Linked DNA regions of Mus musculus: region 1 is linked to region 2. The links are chromatin loops, found by intact Hi-C in ENCODE. Cell type or tissue: left cerebral cortex. All regions are shown on one strand. Each heading gives the region's core, and the rest is flanking DNA. Links, peaks and the distances in the headings are about the cores only. Region 1 holds the start of Timp1 (tissue inhibitor of metalloproteinase 1). Region 2 overlaps Elk1 (ELK1, member of ETS oncogene family).

Region 1 (9,079 bases), core at 81-8,080, 78 kb before region 2:
TAGACATAAACACATGAGTTGTATCCATATGCACAGCTGCACAAATCTTCCATCTTGTTTGTGGCTGCTTTTATGGGACTGAATCAGAGTGCCAAACTGCATGGCCCACAAAGCATAAAATATGTACTGTTGGTCCCAGCTTTCACTGGGTACTTTGTCTTTTACCGAGTGCTTTGTTGTGGTTTCTAGGACATTTTCAAGGTTAACTAAGTGCTTTGCCATTTACCAAGATATCTCTATTCACAGAGCACTTTATATCTTAGCAAGTGTTGCCCATTCACCAAAGATGCCCAAGTTTTTACCATTGTCATTTGCTAGGGATGTCCCAGCTCACACAATACTTTACAGTTCCACCACCCTTCCTGGAGGACTTTTGAGTCACAAAATGCTTTCCAGTTTAGCCCATCGTTTCTGTGCAGCCACTCTTCCCTCTGTGCCCACCAATCCCTGGGTGTTCCCACCTCAATAATGTGATCCCTTCCGTCCTTGCCATGCAGCGCTTCCACTGCGCAGATGTCAAGTCCCCCAAAAATCTCTGAGCACGTGTCTACCCACAACTTGTACCTGCCAAGACAAGGAGCAGGATAGCTTGTCATTGCTCTGCTCAGATGATTCTGTTCCATCCTTACTCCCACTCCTCAATTATGTGTCTCACCTGTCAGACATGGCAATCTGCTCAAGCATAGCAGAACCTGTATTGGTCTTCCAGTTACCCGACACTGATGTCCTCCTAGTGGGGGGGGGGGGAGAGGCTTAGTGGGACATGAGATGCACGAGGTAGCCCCTCCACACACACACAAGGCCCGCCTCTCTACTCACATGTAGGCCTTGTAGTTCTGCCCAATCTTCTGGACACGCACATCATATTTAGCATCAATGAAGGGCTCAGCAGTGGCATATGTCTTAGTCAGTGCCACAACACTTGCAATATCCTGGAAGTCATGTTGGTTGTCTACCTTGACCTGTGGGTGTAGGCATGGATGAAGGCAGGAGTGAGGGCTGAATGTATCTGGAGGAATGTGTAGACAAATACGAAGTAGATATGCCAAGGCACCCAAGCACACATAATTATGGGTAACCTATTTCATACATGTGCACACAAACATACAATTGCTTGTATACAACTCTGAATATGTTAAAGACCACTTTTTTGCAGTGCTGGGGACCAAACAGGGATGTTCACATGTTACACAAGCACTCTACCACTGTACTACATCCTCATCTCAAATTATCCATTTTAAACAGGGGAGTAGAATAAAATGTGGAATTACATTTCAATAGAGCTATTATATATATAATATATAAAATGCTTGGTACACTAGCATGGTAGCAGGACATATAAAATTGGCTGGTTGCATGAGAAATATATGGGCTGAAAAATCAGCGAAATATGAAAATACAAAAGCCAATTAGATGAAGACATCCCAGAATGCATCATCAAACAGAATTATTGTTATGTGTTGAGTACACAGATGCACATCTAACTACTTACAGTGCCAAGAACATGTACTATACAAACATGTACATATGACCTACTAGAACTTACCTTGCCCATCCCAGAATGTGCGTGGCCCATCTTCACAACCACAGGGTATGTTGTGCTGCTGAGCTGGTGAAAATGAAGGCAAAAGAGGCATGGTCAGAGCTGTTCTGCTGGTCTCCAAGAGCTGGTGACCCATAGAGTGTGAGCCACACCGGTTGACATTTTTTTCCCCAGAAAAAGGTTAGTCAAAGACAGGCAGAACAGCAGTCAATTGTTTCACAGCAGCTTTGAGTTCAGAACTGAATGCACCTCCTTGCCTGCTGGTCCACTCTCTAAACCTTAGGCTTTCCATATCTGATTTCCCATGCAGAGTCCTTAGATGAGGATGAGGGAACTTTCCAGAATAGAGAAAGTTTGTTTATTTATTTCATATATTCAGACACACCAGAAGAGGGCATCAGATCCCATTACAGATGGCTGTGAGCCACAATGTGGGAATTGAACTCAGGATCTCTGAAAGAGCAGTTATTGTTCTTAACCACTGAGCCATCTCTCCAGCCTGAGAAAGTTTGTTTTTGTATGAGTTAGTGTGTGTAAGACGGTGTGGTAGTTAGCATGCAGCAATGAGGCCTTCAGCCACACCTTACATATAAGCTTCATCTTTATGTACACACACACCTTTAGAATTCTATTCAAAGCCAGAGGTGTCCACATCTATTAAGAACTCCACATCCACTGAGAAAGACAACCAGAAACTTAAATCACATTTAGTTCTAGGGCTTCACAGAGATCCAGTGAGTCAGGTCATGTGGTCATAGCATGGGACAGCAGCCAATACTCCTAAGCAACGTGTATTCCACACTTTTTTTTAATTAAAGATTTATTTATTTATTATATGTAAGTACACTGTAGCTGTCCTCAGATACTCCAGAAGAGGGCATCAGATTTCGTTATGGATGGTTGTGAGCCACCATGTGGTTGCTGGGATTTGAACTCGGGACCTTCGGAAGAGCAGTCGGCGCTCTTAACCACTGAGCCATCTCGCCAGCCCCCCCCCCCATATTCCACACTCTTAAGACTCTTAGAGTTAACACATGAGCTACCTTGCCTTGCTCTCACCTACATAAAAGAAGGACATATAACAGAACTACTTATGCACTATAGAAGCACACACTACTCTCGAGGCAAACAATAAATGGACATATGCAGCAATCACTGGCATGCCCACAGCAAACAGAAGGATTAATACAACATACAGAAGGAGAATGCATTTCTAGGCATTCATATAACCAAATCGCTGTAACTCCGACCTCATCACATTTCTGGGTCCATGAAAAGTATATCTAGACATTCAACATGTTTTTTTTCCATATCTGTAATACAAGCATACAGAAAATCAGACACACAGATAATACATATTCAGGACACATATTCAGGCAAATATGTGTTAGGCAAAGATGTGTTAAGTCTCCCTGTGTCCCAGGCTAGGCAAAGAGTATGAGGACTCTAGCCCCACCATACCCCATGTGCAAATGTAGGGCCCCTGCCTCCTACTGACAGGGTAGAGATAGCATTCTTAGGCTCTGGGTCAGTGGCAGTTCCCAACAGGCACAGGAAGCCCCATAGTCTAAGGGTGACTGATTGACCTTCAGGTCTCTCCCTCCCTCTACAATCTCCTTCCTCATTTCCCAAATGAGTGACATCATAGGAAGGCAGAGAACTGAGTGGTATGATGTTGGTAAGGGTGTCATCCAGGGAGCAGGCCAAGGAAACAATGCCAAGATGTGTGTGTATAGGGAGAAACTTTCTACTTGGGCATCTACTCATCACACAGAGAAGCTTGAGACAGGCATAGTTACATTGGCAACCTTCCACTCTCAGAAGCAACACACTCAGGCACACACCTGGCTCTCAGGAAGGGACATGGAGCATGCCTTGCAAGGGACATAAGCCACCCCTTGCGGCACAGATACATGACAGAGCTGTTCATATACAAGAATATCTATTCCCATCTGCTGAGCATTGTGGATCATTTTCCCAAACTTACTTTGCTTCCTCTGTTCATGAGCTTGAACACTGTGGGTGCATCTAAGTGTGTGCCTGCCATATGTGCATACAGGGGCCTTGGGACTTCCTGGGGAGCTTTAGCCTGCTATCTTGGCCTTTATTCTTCCCAAGGCCATTAAAAAATCCCAGGTAGGTACTGTCTTACTGGGCCTCAGTTTCCAGAGGGAAATAATCAAGCTCTCGCACTTAATACTCTGGGTATCATCAGGTATTTACACATGACAGCAGATCACTATGGGAACCTCACACCTATCCAGTTTAGCAGATAGTCACAGGCTAAACATCCCTCTGTAATGTCCACCCCACTCCATTTCAAACCTGTACAATAATCTGAATCCTTAATGTAAACAGCTGGCAAAACTGTGCTGACTCAGGTTTCATAGTTAAAGAGCTGTCGTCAGAAGCTGGCTCATAGAAGAGGCGAGACAGGACTTTCCCTGTCTTTACGTCTCCTCAGTCCTGCCGCCTAGTTACTCAGCCCCCTGTCTCACTTTCTCCTCACTTTCACAATCAGATGGTTGAAAATTTTGGTCTCCTTCCCTTTCTCCTTTTCTCTGTACCTCCTCCCACCACCACAGTAATTTCTTCACCATCTTTCCTGGACAGGCCATTTGATTCCTTTCTGTCTCTGTTTTCTTACTAAATAGTAAAAATATGAATCATACCTCACAGATATGTTGGGAAGAATAAGTCAATTATTTCAGAGAAAAGAAAATCTTAGTATACACATATAGTAAACCTGAATCTTCAAAGAGTTGGTTACTATTATTGTTGTTATTGATTTAATACCTCTTCATTAAATAACATTAAGGAACAAGGAGGACAATGGCAAACAAACAAACAAAATTTCTGAGCTGGCAATATGGCCCATCAGATAAAGGTGCTTGCTGCCTCCATGCCTGATAACCTGAGTTTGAGCCCTAGAACCCACAGGGAAGGAGAGGATTGGCCCCTGCAAGTTGTCCTTTAAGCAATGCAAGCATGTCATGGCACAAACACACACACACACACACACACACACACACACACACACACACACACACACACACACACACACAGTGTAAAAAAAAACCTTTTAAAACAGTGTATTGTACATAGTACCCTGTTGAGTGCTGGCAGGAGGTTTTTGTGTCCTGTGGTTTCTGAACCAATTTACCTAAGTTAATAAAATTGAATTAGCTAAAGTAAATTTACATAATAACCTTAGTAATGATGTACAGTAAGCATTCAGTAAGTAGCTGTGATCACCACTACCATATTCTCTCTGTCTCTCTCTCTATCTCTGTCACAGGTTCTCACTATGTATCGCTGGCTGTCCTGGAACTCACTGTATAGACTATGTACCCTCTAATTCTCTGGATCAGCTTGCCTGCTGCGATTACAACCATTGTCATTATTATTGGTCTTTCCTCCCTATATTAATTGAAGATGCTAATCAGTCCATAGAACCCTTCCACAGGACCCCAGGGAATACTCCTGCATCATCAGGAAGCTGGTGGGCAGCAGTTGCCTCATCCCATCCCCACAAGGGGTGTGGGCTGGTTGGTGGGGGAAGGGGCAGGGCAGGATGGAGTAGGGATGGTTTTTCTACTGACTCACTAACTTCTTTTACCATCAGTCACCACCACCACCACCACCCATGCTCACCACACCATTCCCTGCTTGTCAAGATTGTGTCCTGCCTGAGTTAGGACTCCAGGGTCAGGAAGCCTAGGTTTAAATCCCTGTTTTGTCCTGTGACACTAACAAAGATCTTTACTTCAGTTATTTGCCTGTTTGGTCTTGTTTCTGTTTAAGACAGGGTCTCTTGTAGCTGATGATATCTTCAAATAGCCTCACCGGTGTGTGCAGCCACAGCAAGGTTTGGGGTACCTAGGCTCTGTCTGCAAGCAGCCTCGGTTCCCTCCCAGTTCTGCCAGACTCAACTGCTATCTTGGATAAGTCATAGACTTATCCAGTGTATCAATTTCCCCACTATGTATTTGTGCCTCTTCTCCCATGTCATGTCCCTCAACTGCTTTTCTAGTTTGTCACCCTCTGACACCCCTCACCAGAATTTCAGATCCACAGGAATGCCTTTCTTGTGAGATTGTTACATAGTAGATGAAAGGCGTGAGAAAGAAGTTATTGGCTTCAGCCACAGGAAGTTTGGGGAATATGGGAAACCTGAGAGGCACAAAGCTTTAGGCGCTCTCTCTTCTGCCCTTCAAGGCCGCCAGGAAGGACTGTGCATGACGTGGAGCTGGGGGAAGGGGGCGCAGTGGGCTGGCTGGCAGAGGAGGGAGTATCTTTGGGTTTATCCTGGGGCCCGCCCCTAGGCTTTGACTCCAGCGGTGGGTGGATGAGTAATGCGTCCAGGAAGCCTGGAGGCAGTGATTTCCCCGCCAACTCCGCCCTTCGCATGGACATTTATTCTCCACTGTGCAGCCCCTGCCGCCATCATCGCAGATCGGGGCTCCTAGAGACACACCAGAGGTAAGTGGGAGCCGGGTGTCCTGGCAGAACTGGGGCTTGCCTGGAGCCTGTGTTGGTGCGGCTCATGCAGCCCTTGCCAGACTAACTGCTCACGTGGCTTGCAGGTATCAGGATCCCTAGTTAGCTAAAGAGGAATATAACGGGAGAGGGCCTGGAATGATCGTCCCAAGCTGGACTCTCCAGACTCCTTCATGCCTTTGCTAAGTGCTCCAAACCCACAAGCCTTTAATACCTTGAAGACTTCCCAACTTGCCTGTCCCTCAATCCTTATGGTTCCTGGTAACTCCCCTGTTCTCTTTGCCATGTCTGGTTCATGGAACTTCAACAGTTCTTCTGCCTACAAATTCCTCAAGCATTACCATTGTCGTAAACCTCCAAATTCCCCAAGACCCTTAACCCCCATTTTCTCCAGCTCCCTAAAACCCCAAACCTGTTCTAACCCCCCAATATCTCTGAAATCCTCAGCCCATTATATTTTAATAGCCCTAATTCCTCATTATATTTCTCCAGTTTCCCAAACTCCAAATTCATCACTACACAAATGTCAGATTTTCCCAATTCTGTTAAATTCTCAACGTTCTCCGCTCCCTTATTCACCAACTGCCACAACTCCATTCTCTAACCTAAAGAGGTCCCAAATCTCCCTAGGACCAATGGCCATGTAAGCCGTTGGTCTGGGAACCTATTAACACCTACTCTTTACCAGCAGATACCATGATGGCCCCCTTTGCATCTCTGGCATCTGGCATCCTCTTGTTGCTATCACTGATAGCTTCCAGTAAGGCCTGTAGCTGTGCCCCACCCCACCCACAGACAGCCTTCTGCAACTCGGACCTGGGTGAGTCTGGCCCCCTTTCTGTCCCTCTTAATCCAATAGGGTTCATTATGGCAGTTGTCTCTAGGACAGTTCTACTTACCCTTCCATACATCTGCTTTTGCCACACTGACATCCTTGGGCCTAAGCCTACCTTTGTGCTGGCTGCTCCCAGTACTATGTACATGCTTTTCTGTAGTTATCTACATGGGTGGCTGCCTTAAAAGTCATCTTACTGAGGTGCTTGCCTACTTTTATTTAATTTTAAATTTAATGCCAGCCACATAGTACTCCTGAACCTTTGTTACATATGCTGTTAATGGCACTTCTTAGGACACAGGCAGGCAGACTTCATTCAGGACCATGACAATTAGAATTTGCCAAGAGATGGGGGTGGTGGGGGGAGATAGATTAACTCTCAACATTACATGGGCAAATGGAACTCAATGGCCAAGGAACAGTTTGGGAGTTGGTGAATGGGAAACCATTGAGAAGAAATATCAAAGGCAAGAGGATTCAGGCTAAATCCATTAAAAAGATTATTTTTATTTATGTGTATGTTTGTGTGTATTCCATGTGTGGTGTGTAGGTGCCTGTGGGTCCTCAAGGCATCAAATCCCCTGGAGCTGGAGTTATGAATGGTTGTGAGCTACCCTATGTGGATTCTGGGAACTAAACTTGGGACCTCAAAGAGCAGCAAGTGCTCTTAACCATTAAGTCATCTCTCTAGCCTATCAGCTTACTTTTTGTTTTTGAGACTAGGTCTCACTATATAACCCAGGCTGGCCTTGAACCCCTGATCCTTCCCACTCAGCCATCCAAGTGCTGAGATTGCAGGTCTGTGCCATCACACCCAGTTTAGGTCTCTTGAAAACTGGCTAGTATAATCATCTGGTGGCCCCATCACATACTGAGGAGAATCAGATAAGGGTGGGTGTTTTCACTAACCTAATTTAGGATACTTCGCTACAAGTGGATTTTAAAGAGAAACTGTACTAATGAGCTTGGAAGAAGGTTAATGAGCCTGAGTAAATTGTGGTCAAGCAAAGCATCTGTCAACCCCTTCCCTATTCTAATTTTCTAACCCACTTAATAGCCTGTAACAATCCACATACCTTTTTTTCTTTTTCCCCTTGGTACCGGGGATTGAACCTAGGATCCAGGCAAATACTGCACAATTGAGCTACAAACCCAACCCTTTTTTTGGTGAATTTTTTATTTTAAACAGGTTCTCACTAAATTGTCTAGACTAGTCTTGAACTCAGAGTAAAGTGATCCTCCATCAGGCTCTGACAGAGCTAGGGTTACAGGCCTGTGCCACCATGCCTGGCTACTTAATGTTAGTCTGTCTCCTCCTGGCTTGAATGTGAGCTCCATAAGGAAATGGATTCCTGTATTTGGGTCACTGTCCCTAACACCCTGAACAGTGGCTGGCACCAGGCACTCCAAAATATTTGTTGAGTAAGCCAATAAATGGATATATGAAAAGGGCTTAAAACAGTGCCTAAAAGAATAGACAATATGTAGATGAATCAACTGATGTGGAAGCCATTTGAATTATGCTGTATATATGCTTTGCTGCTATGGGTTCATGCTGCTTGCCCATTTGATTCCCCATTTCCCCTTCCTTTCCTCTAGTCATAAGGGCTAAATTCATGGGTTCCCCAGAAATCAACGAGACCACCTTATACCAGCGTTATAAGATCAAGATGACTAAGGTATTTTCCCTTCCCTCCCTCCCTCCATGGCTGTACCTAACCTATTCCTTCTCCTCAAAATAGAAGCATCTAACCTTTCGTTGGTGTGGATGTTTTCTGTAAACTTGTGATTTAGATATATTGCCATCAGGAAAGAGAGTGGAGTGGGAGGATTATGTCAGTAAAAGATGTACTTTTTGTCACTCATGGGCAGATGCTAAAAGGATTCAAGGCTGTGGGAAATGCCGCAGATATCCGGTACGCCTACACCCCAGTCATGGAAAGCCTCTGTGGATATGCCCACAAGTCCCAGAACCGCAGTGAAGAGTTTCTCATCACGGGTGAGGCCCCGCCCCTTCACCTTGGGCCACATCCCTAATGCTTTCAGGCAACTGGGAGGAGTTAGGCTCTAAAGGAAAAGGGCCTGGTTGAAATGGGAGTGGGAGGGTCTGTAACCTAATGCTAATTAGGTGACCACTCCGACCCCACCCAGCCAATCCAAAAGCCTATTGGTTTCTTGCTTCTCTTACAGGCCGCCTAAGG
Region 2 (9,079 bases), core at 813-8,812:
TCTGAAAAACACACCTATTATCTCCAGGCATGCAGGGAACTAGAGTATAGGGCCAAAATTAGTAAGTTTTAATACTGTCTTCAAAGTTATAGCTATACTAATTGAGACAACAAAATGAAATTTCTAGGCCTGAAGTGTAATTCCAGAAATTGGGGGTAGAGACAGGACAGTGAAACTGAGGCCAGCTTAGGCTACATAGTTAAGTTCCAGACAAATCTAGACTACATTATAAGACCTTGTCTCAAAAGGAAAAAAAAAAAAACAGAGTTTTTCCGACAGTAATTTCAAGGGTTTGCAGTCCTGGTCTTTGAGGCCATACCTTATCATAGTAGTACCGCAAGGCCCGGCTAAGCTTGTCGTAATTCATGTTGGTCTTGTTCTTGCGCAGTCCCCATAGCCGGGCCACCTCCTCTGCATCCACCAACTTGAACTCACCACCATCCCGTGAGGTCCAGGAGATGATGTGGCCATTACCTTGTTCTCTCAGAAGCTGCAGCAGAAACTGCCACAGCGTCACAGATGGGTCCATCACTAGGGAAGCACTCACGCCATTCCAGGAGTACCTGGAAGAGAGCAAAAATGATTCGTTTCTTGTTACCTTGCCTCCACATCTGTTCCCAAATCTCACTACTATTCCCTAAACAGTCTCCTAAACTTCTTCATGTAGCTTTGGATGCCCCTTGTATTTTACATGTGTGACAAAAAAGAATTAAAGGAAAAAATATGTGAGTATGTCCATGTGACTATATGTACACATGTGTGCTGGTGCCAAGAGAGATCAGAAGAGGGCAATGGATTCCCTGGAGCTAGAGTTCAGGCAGTTATAAACTGCCCAACATGGGTGCTGGGAACTGGACTCTGCTTCTCTGTGAGAGCAGCAAGCATTCTTTATATTGAGCCCTCAGTCCAGCCTTGATGCATGTGAATCTTTAGGAGCCAGAGGGAAGACAGAATACAACCCGAGCCCCAAAGAGTTCCATATCCTAGTTATTGGAGTCTGTGACCAGGTTAGGCTACATAGCATAAATGAATTCTGAGATGAAATTAAGATTACAGACCTTAAGATATAGCAATCACTCTGGCTTTATTTGAGGTCAACCACTGTATGAGCTCTTTTCAAAGCAGAGAAATGAGGCTAAAACAGAGTTTAGGGCAGAATGGCAGAAGGACTTTCTCTGCTATTTCTTGATTCTGGAGAAGGCTCTAAGACAGGAAAATTGGGCAGCTCCACAAATCTGGAATGACCCTCAGCTTAAAGCCAGTAAGGAAATCAGCATTACAACTAAAGGGACAACCTGAATGAGCAGGAAACAAACCTCTTCTAGAAAGGACTAAAAGTCCTGCTAGACTTTAATGCTAGCCTGGCAAGATCAGTGTTGGGCTTCTGTCAGATGATAAATTATATATTTTTTTAAATGACAGAGTCTTACTATGTAGCCCGGGCTGGTCTTGAACTCTTGCCTCAGCTTCCTGAGTACTGGGAATACAGGTATGTACCAATGCATCTACAGAAATGTATAGTTTCAATGAGAATAAATTATATAGCGGGACTAGAAAACTAGTGTAATATCCATAACTTAACTCACATTAACTCTCTCTCTCTCTCTCTCTCCCCTTTCCTATCAACTTTTCTAGGATGTGCCTTTTGGTAGCCCTTTGCAAGTACTGTTCACTGTACATGGAGCTCCTTTCCTCTTTGAGCAGTCGTCCTCTAAAAACGACGAAGAGGACCCACTGAAAAGTCCTTTGCGTTATGAAGCCTTCCTGAATCTGAATACGTACTCTTCTCTGTTCCTTGATCCCCCAATTTTTCTAACCTGGGATTGTTCCTGTACGGTTTAAGCGTTTAAATTTTTTTCTTTTTGATGAGCATATATTAATTATACATAGTGGGTTTCTATTATTTATACATAATGGGTTTCATTATAACATTTCTTTTTCTTTCTTTTTTTTTTTGTTTTTGTTTTTTTCGAGACAGGGTTTCTCTGTGTAGTCCTGGCTGTCCTGGAACTCACTTTGTAGACCAGGCTGGCCTCGAACTCAGAAATCAACTTGTGTCTGTCTCCCAAGTGCTGGGATTAAAGGCGTGCGCCATCATTATACCATTTCTAATATAATGACTTTGATTAAATTTCCCTCCATTAACCTATCCCGTTCCCCTCCCTTCCCACTGATTATCTTCCTCTTCCCAACTAGGCTTCTTTGTATATTATGACTTTTTTGTGATCCAATGAATTTTAGTAGAGTTGCTTACAAGGCCATGGTGAAGGTTTGTTTTCAGGAACATGGACCCTGCATCACTGAAGTAACCATTAAAGGCCTTTAGATCCACAGGAAAGGATGAGGCCACATGAATCTTCTCTCTCTCTCTCTCTCTCTCTCTCTCTCTCTCTCTTTTTGCCATTGTTGCTGCTGCATTGTGATAGGGTATTATGTAGTTCAAGCTGTCCTCAAGTTCCTGATGCTATTGTTTCCATTTCCCAAGTGCTGAGATTACACACACCCCAGCAAACAAGGCAGCTACTTCTTTCTGTAGTGCTAGAGATCAAATCCAGGGACTTATGCATGTTAAGTACAAGATTTATCACAGAGCTTCACCCGGAACCCATGCCTTTTAATTTCTTTTTATTTTTATTGGATATTTTATATATTTACACTTCAAATGTTATCCCCATTTCCAGTTTTCCCTCTGGGAACCCCCATCCCATCCTCCCTCCCCCTGCTTCTATGAGGGTGCTTCCCCACCCCCCACCCCGCCTCTCCACCCTACACTGGGACATTGAGCCTTCTCAGGACCAAGGGTCTCTCCTCCCATTGATGCCCGACAAGGCCATCCTTTGCTACATATGTAGCTGGAACCATGGGTCCCTCCATGTGTACTCTTTGGTTGGTGGTTTAGTCCCTGGGAGCTCTGGGGGGGTCTGGTTGGTTGATACTGTTGTTCTTCCTATGGGGCTGCAAACCCCTTCAGCTCCTTCAGTCCTTTCTCTAGCTCCTCCATTGAGAACCCTGTGCTCAATCCAATGGTTGGCTATGAGCCTTTTTAAAAACAAGTATGTATTTACTCTTTATGTGAAGCACTGCTCTAAGCAGAAAGCCATCTTGCCTACTGCACAATCAACCTAAACTGTTAGACTTTTATGGTTTAAATCCTGGATCTGCTAGTTATTAGCTGTGGGATTTTGGCCAATTCATTATACTTATTTTGTATTACAAATCTTCTCATCTGTGAAACAGGGATAGTAATATACTTATCTATAGAGACCATGTATCATTATTATTATGTGAATTTTAAATTTAACATGCTTGGGTTATAAACTTTACATAAATATTTTCTAATTTGTTCACAAATCTTTTTTTCTGCTATTCCTTAATCCAAAACAGTCTAAGAACGAAGGCTTCTTTTTAGTTCTTTTGGCAACAAAACATGATTGGAAAGAAAGCAAGGCCCATTCTGGTTTTTATTGATCTTTGCTTAGTATGACTGTTCATACATTTTGGTGCAGCGATCTAAAAGCAGCTGGTGACAGAGCTGGTTGAAGGTGTTATGTAACATGTCATATGTGCACCATGCTACCTTTCTAAACTGAAAAATTCACAATTCTGAAATATAACTGGTCTATGGGGTTTTAGATAAAGGCATGGGCTGTTATTTTTATAGGCACTGACTCACTTATCTCTCATCCCAACTCAGAAAAATAGGCATTTTTTTCCTTTTGGAAAGGAGATATTCTTATTACAATATCACTAATTTTACACAAGGGAAAAGATGTCCAAGTGACTTCACTGTTGTGACAGTTCCTGCATTTGACCCAAGTATCACCCTTCAGGGGTCTAAGTGGTTTTGTTATTTATTTATTTTTAGAGACAGGGTCTAGATAGCCCAGGAAAGCCTCAAACTTGCCATCCAGCTGAGGATGACCTTGAACTCCTGTTTTACCTGCTTCCACTTCCCTAGTACTGAGATACTTGGCATGGGTCACCATGACCAGTTTCAGGAGTCTGAGCATTTAACCACCTGCATCAGATCCTTTGTGTATATATTATGGCTTCCAATTTAGTGTTTTATGGGATTCCCTAGTGTTCAAATGAATGGGTCTGTTTCTTGGGCCTTCTCTTGGGCTCTTTTTCTTTTCTTTTATTATATTTTATTATTATCTCTTAGAAGCCTGTTCTGTTCCTTTCCTTTCTTTCCTTCCTGTTTTTATTTTGAGACAGGGTCTGTATAGTACTGGATGTCCTGAAACTAGCAAGATGGCCTTGGCCTCAGCGATCCACCTGCCTCTGCCTCCTGAGATTTGGGATTAAAGGCACTTGCTACCACTGCCTGGCTTTTTGTTGTTGTTTTTTTGAGACAGGGCCTCTTGGCTGCCCTGGATTAAAGGCCTGTACCACACCATGACTACCCTGCTGCCTGTTTGTTTTCTAATGGGAGGGGAGGTGGGAAAGAACTGGGAGGAATACAGATGGGGGCAAACTGTAAGATATCTATAGGTAGATATCTATACCTATAGATATCTTACAGTTTATGGGGATAGAGAGAAATCTATGTTCAATAAAAAAAGCAAAACAAATTATCACCTCATTAGAAGGATGTTCACTGTTCACCTGTTATCCTACCATTACCCTTTCCTATAACCAAACTGGAACTAACACTGAACCTGCTTAAGTCCCTGCAAGGATGGGACTTAATCAACCAGCTGTCCACCTGGCTCGGATTGTTGGATTAAGGATTAAGAATAAACCTTTTAAGGTTTTGAAGAACCTATGATTTAGATTTATAGCTTTATTCTTTAATCTGCATGAAATTATAGTATGATCCTCATATGTCTGAGCCAGTTCAAGGTTCTTTTAGCAGAAACAGTGTTAGGCAGCTGTCCAAATTAGAGTGCCGAGGGACAGTGGATCAGAGTCCCGCCCCCGCCCCCCCCAGCTCTAAGGGACTAAATATTCCCAACACCAGATTCTTTCAGAGGCCTATAGAGTGCAGTGTGACCCCTAGTGGCAAAAACAGGCAATTTCACCGCCTCCTCTGAGCTATGCCAGAACCCAGCAGCTGAGTGAAATCTGATCAACTACTAGCTTATCAAAGAGACAGGCTGAATTTGATTGCTGCTTTTTTTTTTTCCCACACAGGCCTTACCAGGAATCCTAGTTACCTGCCCTTCCCAGAAGGCTTTCTTTCCACTCCTCACCTCATTCTCTGGGTGCCTTAAAACAGCTTAGGACACAACAGACAGGAGCCCTTGCATATTATAATCCACACATTCATAGGGCAGTAAGAAATGTCTCAAAAAAAAGGAAGAAAACAAAATAATAATACCCTCCAAAAGGTGGACTGTATTATGCTTCCCATTTTGCAGACAAGTGAGTGAAGTGTGGAGAAAGATGTTAAGTAACCTGCCTAAGGTCTCACCCTTGGAGGAGCTGCTGGATGCTGGCAGTCAAACTGAGCACCCCTAGCCAATCAAGGCCAGTTCTCAAAGAAAACATAAACAGGCAAGATCCCAGAGTGACAAGTAGGACACTTCCCTGAAGAAGCGATGTTTGGTGGAGGGGAGGTAGCAAGTCATATTGATGTCCATGGGAAGGATAATTCTGATAAAGAGAAAAGCATATATAAAAGCTCTAAAGTGTCTACCTGAGGCCATAATGTTTCTTGCCAGGTAGAGTTTTTCCTCTGCACGATCCAATGCATGGAGTAACTTGTTTGTTCTTGCAAAGTTGTTCTGTGCTGATCTTCACAGCCTCATACTCTGCCCTGTTCTGCCTGTGTGACTTTGAGCAAGTTGTTCAACCTCTCTATGCCTTGTTCTATATCTGTAAAATAGGGTATCTTACTCTCAAATCAAAAAATACTTTTTAAAAATGAGGACTCAATGTGTCTCTATATATGTAAAGTACTTAGAAAACTGTCTGTAGCACATGCTAGAAATGCAATAAACATTAGCCCTTAGGTTGTATGGCATCCTTCTCCCTCCCCCTTAACTTTCTGTACGACTTCACCATCTGGCTTCCATAATTTCTATGACCTTGACTTCTATCCCTCCCTCTCAACTTGTTTCCAGTCACACTGGCTTTTGAACATGGTAGCCATAATCTGGGCTTCAGGGTCTTTGCATTGAGTGTTCTTTCTGGTACATTCTTCCTTTACACAATATGGCTTACTCCTTTGTTTCTTTCAGGCCTTAACTTATGAGTCACATTTCCAAGTGTAGCATGCCTTGTCTCTAAGAGTTCAAATACCTTGATACTCTAGTCCTATTTGCCCCACTTCATGTCTGTTCCTTAGCCTTTGTATAATGTGGTATTTCATTTTACCTATCTATACAGTCTGTCTCCCTCACTTTTAGTAATGCCTGCCTGCTTTCTATGTACAGGGATTTCTGCCTGTTTTGCTTCTCTATATCTCCAGCATCTACAATAAGTGCCTGGTACTCACTAGGTGCTTAGTAAATAGCTGTTAAATATTTAAAAAGTCGTAACTGACATCTTAATTAATTCCTACATTCCCTTTTTTATCTGCACTCCCCTTGGTGATGTCTGGGATACAATTTTCATTGTCAGTTTTGTGACAGCATCTCACTCTGTAGTTCAGGTTGGTCTGGAATTCGCTATGTCACCCAGGCTAGTTTTTATTTCCTGTAAATTCTCTCTTGGTCTTCCATGCTGGAAATATATAGCCGTGAGCCATCATTCATCGTCTAGATACTACACCCCCCAAGTTAATTTGTGCAGCAGATTATTCCAAGCACCTACTGTACAGAGGTATATTTTTACATGAAGGGCAGATAAAGCCTGTAAGTTCCCATAGGATGTTTATTCTGAGGAGGATAGACAGATATCTATTTATATAAGCTATATAGCATGTCTAACCATGACAGAGTATAAAGGGCCAAAGCAAGCAGGAAAGAGATCTGAACCCTGCTCGGTATACAAAATCAGATAGTCAAAGAGAGGTGGGTGTTGACTACTTTGATACAAAAAATGATATTTGAAACCTTTTTATGTATATACCTTTATACATTATATCCCAAGCACCAGTGTGACAAATACATGTTTTACTAAAATTACACTACCCAAGATGCAAAGACATGAAAGCACTCTCTGAAACATCTTTTCTATTTGTGCCTTTTCATATCACCAACATCACATTTCCTTTACGCTCATTTTATTCACAAATCAAATGACATTCTTACAAATATCTTTAGTGTGTTCCCTGCACAGGGTAGTGAAAAAATTCCTTTGGGTATGGCAAGTGTACAGTACCTTGAAAGTTACCATACAGAGATGTGGGAGTAGTGTTAATGGAGAAAGAAGAGCTAATGCAAAGGCCCTGAGGCTGGCCTGTACCGGCTGTTTTTGAGAAGCAGTGAGGTTAGCATGGCTATAGCATGGATCTGAAATGTGGAGATGAAAGAGATAAGGTCAGTGAGGTGACTTGTTTAACCCACACATTTTTTTCACACTGGAAAGGCTATAGTTCTGACTCCCCCATTTTAGCCCAGTACAGGAAGAAAGTAGTTAAGTCATTCATGTAAAGTCACACCACTGCTAGGACTTGAGCTGATGGGTCCTGAGAACAGAGTAGAATGGAGACAGCTCTGTTGTCAGAAAGAACAGCAGAAACAAAAGCTGGGTGATTGAAACTAATTTGGCTGTTAAGGAATGTGCCCTCATATGGGATGCAATGAGGTGAGAGAGGGGCATGTCAAAAGTGTTCCCCTATCTAAGTAGTTATTGGGCCATCTGTGAACCCACATGCCCTAGTTTTCTCAGTTATCTGTCTCACAGGGCTATGATGAAGACTGGAGACTATAAGCAAGCTGGAGACTATAGAATACTGCCTGGTACACAGCAAGTGTAAAGTATAAAGTTAGATCCGACTGTCATTAGCAATAGTACCACTACTATAGTTGAGAACTATAGCAAAGTAAAATGCCTAGTGGCTAAGAGTGTTTATGAGGGCTGGGCAGTGGTGGCACACGCCTTTAATCCCAGCGCTTGGGTGGCAGAGGCAGGCGGATTTCTGAGTTCGAGGCCAGCTTGGTCTACAGAGTGAGTTCCAGGACAGCCAGGGCTATACAGAGAAACCCTGTCTTGAAAAAAAAACAAAAAACAAAAACAAAACAAAAAACAAACAAACAAAAAGAGAGTTTATGAGGAACATGGCATATATTAAAAGTCCCTGGGTTTTACAAGTACACAGGACTTCCTAGGAGATGGGGGCAGAGAAGACTGACCCAATACATAGGAGGAGGAGGAGGGAAATAAAGTACAAAGCCTATCTATCCCCTTTGGGGAGGGATTGCAAGCTCTGAGGATTTGAGAGACTGTAAACACTGGGGTGGCAGAAGGCTTCTGAACAGACTCATTCATTACAAAAGTGAGATGTGGTTTAAGCTGATACCTATACAACCGCAGAGAAGAAAAGCCATCACATAATAATTAATTAAAGTGAAGGATAGGACAAGGCCATAGACTGGGCTGTTGAAAATGAAAATAAAAATTGCAAAGCACCAAACTGACCCACTGTTAAAAGGAAGCAGCTCAAAGACTGGAGTCTACAAATAAGGGAGAAAAGTTAGGGCGGTGATAACTAGAGGAATATGAATGCAAGCATGCAAACTAATTCACAGTAAGATGGGGGCAATGGGAGGAGGTGGATAAAGTCATGGGCTTATGCACTGGGGACTCAAGGGGGGCAATAATGTAAACTTAGGTGGACTCACTGTTGAACAAACAATGGGGTGTCTTAAGTGGGAACAGTGCCACAGATTGATTCACTACAATAAACATGAGGGGTTCAGTAAACAAAGCCACAGAAGGTTCCCCTTAAATTTGAGGCTAGGGGAAATGGAAACACTTTAGACACAGCTACGACTAAAGGGGGACTGGACAATGCAACAGACTGGTTTCCAATAAGTGGGGGTTGGGGAGGGCAAGACCACGGACGAGTCCATTAAGTTGGGGTGGGGAAAATCATAAGCTCACAGACAGATCCATTATACAGACAGCAGGATGTTAGCCCACGTTCAGATCTACTATAAAGGGCAAAAGGAGCAGGCAATGCACACAC

The links. Peaks named below come from ENCODE experiments on the same cell type or tissue, not always from the same donor. Only the 100,000 strongest peaks of a DNase experiment are listed, where the experiment ranks them.
Region 1: it touches region 2 in a loop (4-fold over the local background); 3 of 42 quality-filtered maps call a loop at or near these places.

The regions. Positions count from the first base shown.
Region 1 is chrX:20,864,300-20,873,378 of GRCm38, forward strand. It overlaps Syn1 (synapsin I), which reads right to left. Exons shown (of 13, transcript NM_013680.4): 6 at 1,547-1,609; 7 at 820-962; 8 at 656-730; 9 at 462-564. It overlaps Timp1 (tissue inhibitor of metalloproteinase 1), which reads left to right and starts at 5,867. Exons shown (of 6, transcript NM_011593.2): 1 at 5,867-6,025; 2 at 6,735-6,863; 3 at 8,478-8,557; 4 at 8,751-8,877; 5 at 9,069-9,079. The coding sequence starts at 6,740. In left cerebral cortex, for the core only: no CTCF peak of the experiment used is centred there; DNase peaks (open chromatin) are centred at 3,418 and 5,881; H3K27ac peaks cover 599 bases.
Region 2 is chrX:20,941,235-20,950,313 of GRCm38, forward strand. It overlaps Elk1 (ELK1, member of ETS oncogene family), which reads right to left. Exons shown (of 6, transcript NM_007922.5): 2 at 320-563. The coding sequence starts at 529. Among named protein-coding and RNA genes, the nearest start is that of Elk1, 4.8 kb to the right of the region's middle. In left cerebral cortex, for the core only: a CTCF peak has its summit at 5,008 (motif pointing left); DNase peaks (open chromatin) are centred at 3,574 and 5,008; H3K4me3 peaks cover 648 bases.